2 separate regions of the Homo sapiens genome follow, and region 2 is linked to region 1. A link is a loop called in an ENCODE intact Hi-C map of the cell type or tissue named here. Cell type or tissue: MCF 10A. All regions are shown on one strand.

The links. A loop is a pair of places that touch in the nucleus more often than their neighbours do. Peaks named below come from ENCODE experiments on the same cell type or tissue, not always from the same donor. Only the 100,000 strongest peaks of a DNase experiment are listed, where the experiment ranks them.
Region 2: it touches region 1 in a loop (3-fold over the local background); 28 of 110 quality-filtered maps call a loop at or near these places.

What each region holds. Positions count from the first base shown.
Region 1 is chr13:47,424,961-47,427,460 of GRCh38, reverse strand. No RefSeq gene overlaps it. Among named protein-coding and RNA genes, the nearest start is that of LINC00562, 510 kb to the left of the region's middle. In MCF 10A, no CTCF peak of the experiment used is centred here; a DNase peak (open chromatin) is centred at 1,140.
Region 2 is chr13:47,597,202-47,599,701 of GRCh38, reverse strand. No RefSeq gene overlaps it. Among named protein-coding and RNA genes, the nearest start is that of LINC00562, 330 kb to the left of the region's middle. In MCF 10A, a CTCF peak has its summit at 1,202 (motif pointing right); no DNase peak of the experiment used is centred here.

The sequences.
Region 1 (2,500 bases):
TATGTGAACTGGTATAAAAGGGCAAGAAATAGCCCTCCGAGAGCCTGGATACCATACCTAATGATGACTGCCCACATTCCATAAAGTGATCCCCAAAGATGTAGCCAATAACAGAGGTTAGGAAGAAAGTCTTGATTAAATACAAATATCAGCAAATGGCTGTGTTATGAGAAGTACATAAGTGAAGAATATGTGTGTCTGTAAAGATTAAACCGTAAAAAGGACATTGTATATGTTCCACTGAATTGTTTTTTATGGACAATCCCAAGGCTAATTTATATTACTCTTTCTTTCTTAGTAAGCTTTGACAGTCTCTACTCGGATATTTGATTATCCTATTAGTTTTCCTTTTTCTAAAAAAAAAAAAAAAGTAAAAGAATATGGGTTTAACCTATGTGGAAGAAGACAGCCATTTTTAAAGTGCATGTATCTCATTGTACTGTCTGCTCTTCTGAACAGTGAGAGATGACAGATCCAGGTTTATAGTCCTGTGTCCAAGCTACATATTCATGTGAAGGAAAAGACCAGGACCCAAACCCTCAGGGTCATATCCCTTTTCTCAGCCATGGGATATTGGGGGAGGGGTGCCAACAGAAAAATAGTGGCATCTCTAAGGTATTCCTCTCCTATTCCTTTCTCAGTCTTCACATCTCTAATACCTCAGGGGAATGTAAAATTCTGTGACCATATACAGGCACCCAAAGGAAAATAGAATTAAGGTGTACTTTTTCTGAGCTATCTTGTCCTCCTGCCAGGATTCAGTCAAGTCAATAAGTCTATTTTTTCCCCCAAGGCTAATATTGCCTCATGGAAGTTCATGTTGTCCAGGAATCCAAAAAGCCACTTTTGTAAGACTTTGGAAGTAGGACAACTTCCAGTGACTTTCTCGGATTAAGCATAATAAAATTAAAAGGGCTCGATGTAGCAGATTGTATTTTCTAAAGAAGTCCCCAATAATATTAATCTTCTGCATGCTTTTCTTCAGTGTGGCCTCCTCTGTCCTCTTATTCATTCTTTTGAATCTGGGTGGGCTTGTAGCCACATGAGCCAATAGAGTATAGCAGAAGTGATGCTATGACTAAGGCATAAATGGTGATGCAGCTTTTGCCTTCTTGGCTGGAGCACTCGCTCTTGGAGCCCTAAGCTGTTGCATAAGTAGTCTGACTACATTGTCACAAGCTTGTTGGAAGGAAGCCCAGAACAAATGAAGAGCCCACATACCACTGGTATGGTAGACAACACCAGCTGAGGTCCCAGGTAACTGCCAGTGTCAAATGACAATATGTTAGCATAGTCTTTTCCAAAAATAATGTACACATAACTGAATATCCACATGCAAAAAAGACCCATAATTTATACCTCATGCAAACAATCTTGGATATAGATGCATGTACAAAAACTAACTCCTCAGAATGGATCTAAATATAAAGCCTAAAATTTCTAGATGACTACATAGTAAATGTTTGTGATCTTGGGTTCACAAGTAATTTCTCAGATAAGACACAAAAATACAATCAATTTATAGACTGTAAAGTGACACTGAATTTCAGCGAAAAGAGTAACTTATATAGATGTTGGACTCAAAGCTGTTGCACTGGAAACGACAGTGTCTTATTCTTCAGTGGTTGGCGGGGAAGGGGCCAACTGAAACACAGAGAAGACAAAGCAGCTGATATTAGCTCAACAAAACTACAAGGAGGATTGGATCACAAAAAACTAGAAATTGTGAATTGTTTATAGTCAACCCAAAGGAAGGTTTGACTATAAAGAGGCATGAAAGAAGTTTTTGGTACGATGGAAATGTTCCGTATTTTAATTATGGTGGTGATTGCATTGTCAAAACTCATAGAATTGTACATTAAAAGGTGAGTTTTATTGTTTATGAATTAAACTTCAATAAATGTGTTTTGAAAAATAATAGGAGTCATATATTCAAGTGGGACTTAAACCTTTGATCCTTGATCTATAGTTTGGTGTTCTTTTCACTTGCTTTACTTATCTCCCAGGAATTATTTCTTTGTTTTATTCCTTTACATTTAAAAATCATCTTTACTAGATTTTTAAAAATTTAAAAATTGAATAAATGTTTTCATTCCATTGTGTCTCATAGGCTATGTCTGGGTGTCAAACCCACCTCTTTCTTTCTCCACAGTGTTCGATGAACTTGTATAATTATATTTTTATAAGGGCTTTTTTGAGAAAAGTTTACATCTGTAGGAAATGGCCCAGAGTAAGCTCAATGCTAAGAAATGTTGATATTCTGGGAAGTTAGCAGGTGGAAAATAATAATTGCATCACTCAGTTTTGGGAATACTAGAAATTTGCTCCTTTGACAAGCTACTCTTCTAGAATTCCTCCATGAAAGCCAGCACAAGATCACATTTGGAAGTGATGAGACTCAAGCTAGTAATGTAATGTCATATTATTATTTTAGAAATAATAATAATGATGGTATAATATATAATAATAAAAGTAACTTTTCAGGTCCCAGTGTAAAGAA
Region 2 (2,500 bases), 170 kb before region 1:
TTGAACACTTTTTGTAAAAATACACTTCGGGGAAACATTGGAGGCAGCGTATGTGGCAAGTGTTCTGGAGCTAGATTCTCTGGGTTCAAATCCAACTCCTCCACTAATAATGGTATGACCTTGAATAAACCACTTCACCAAGATGGAGATAATAGTAATTACCATATAGGATTGTTATGAGACTTAAATTATTTTTAAAGGGTTTAGAATACTGACTAACATATTGTAAATGCTGTGTGCGTGTATTAGTCCATTCTTGCATTGTTATAAAGAAATGCCCGAGATTGGGTAATGTATAAAGAAAAAGGGTTTAATTCGCTCAAGGTTCTGCCGGCTGTATATGAAACATGATGCTGGCATCTGCACAGCTTCTTGGGAGTTCTCAGGAAACTTAAAATCGTGATGGAAGGCCAAGGGGAAACAGGCACATCTTACATAGACAGAGTAGGAGCAAGAGATAGAGGGAGTAGGTGCTAACACTTCCAAACAGCCAGATCTCACTATTGCAATGACAGCACCAAGGAGGGTAGTGCTAAACCATTAGAAACTGCACCCATGATCTACTCAGCTACCCCTAGGTCCTACCTCTAACATCAGATATTAAATTTGACATGAGATTTGTGCGGGAACACAGATCCAAACCATATCAGTGCGCGAGTGCATGTATGTTTGTGTGTAAGAGTATGTGTATTTAGTAAATTAATGAATAAATAACTTTTGCATTGCCTACTAGTTTATTATACTATGAACTCCTTGAAAGCCAGGAGTGCCTTTTTCAATATTTGGCAGTTCACTGCCTTAATATGTAGAAATACTTATTAAACATATACTTGGTGCTTAAAGATGTACCAAGGGTAGGAGGGAAGTAATCCGAAACTAAGTTTTTCTGTTATCTTTAAGAACACTCAAGTTAAAAAGTACCTACCTTTTGGCATTGTTATCAAAGGATATCTGAAAGACCAGAATCCAACAAATAACTTGCCAAGATTCCAGTGCTTGCAGTACACAGATAAGATAAACAGCAAACATTGTTTTACTCCTTGATTATCTTACATACCATATCAGCACCTAGGGCAATAGATTTTCATTAATTAAATGGCAGAATTAGATTAAAGACACTTAGCAAAGTTTTCTGAAGTTTTCTCAAAGCTTTAATTAATGTTATATATTTTCCCTTTTATACACCAGAGGGCGTTAATCACAAGTTCACCTTTGTGCATATTGGCCATATGATTCCCAGACTCTTTAACCAAAATTTCTAATTGTGGAGAAGAGAAACCTGGGCTAAACAAATGCAATTTATGGACAGAAGGTAAAAATGAGTTTGACAAAAACTGAGGAATAATAGCAGAAAAAAGTAAAATGCTAAAATTAATAAGAATTTGCACTGCATGGAGAAAAGGATCAAACACTATGCTTTCCAGGCAGAGGTCAGGAAACAGGCAATAACACTGGGTAGGTTTGCAGAAACTAAGAATGGTCTTTCCCTGAAGTAAGACATATGGCAGGGATAACTGGAAGTGTCTCACTGATGATGTAATATATGTCCACAAAATGTCATCTGAAAGTAAAACTAAAAGATAATCAAACTAAAAACCACTTACCAGTCTTGAACTTATCTCTTTTCATGAAAGTGGGTTGAAAAAAGAGAAGGTTGTTGTAATTCTATGTTTTTTCAAAGTGGAGTTCCCAGCCTCCTGAGACTAAAACATGTATTCTTAGACCCCTGAGAGTTCTTTATAAAATTTTTCAGATAATATATTTTCATTTGGAATCCAAACTCACGCCATCCCTCCTCTTCAACAAATGAATATTCTAGATTATTTATATGTCTGCATTATTTTTATGGAAATATGGTAGAATATTTCCACTTGATTTCAGTGCCCGAGTTTGCTATGTGTTCGTGAGAAAAATAGGCAGATTGTATATGAATATGAATGTTAATGCCAAGTGACAGCTGAATGATGCCACGGTGTGCTAGAGTAGAAGTTTGAGTAGATAAAAGTGAAGGGATAACTAAGTTGTCAAACAGCAAATGGCAATGTGACTCAATATTTTTAAAATATTAAACAATTGTTTTCGTCTATACAGTTTTTAGCAGACAGGCTAGAAGAGCCCTATCATCCTTCAACTTTCCTGTGCATCTTGATTCCTATACAGACTGTGTAGGGAATGATAAATCTTAACATATATTTGGGGAACCCAAGAGTAGAGGATATCTGGACTTGGCTTCTAGGGTTAGAGAGTCCTCTGGAGGTGGCAAAACCCACATGGATTATGGCTATTGAGTATGTCTGGGAAGATGGAATGATTGACCGTGTGATGCACATTTCTGTGCCTCAGCTAGGCGTAGACATGAGAAGAGAGCACTGGGAAACTGAAGGAGTGCAATGGATAGAAATGAGGGAATTCTTCATGGTAACTAGCATATGTTGACAATGGGTTTCTCCACAAGCACTGGTGTGGGTGGAGGATTTGAAGATCAGACTGTGACCTTCTC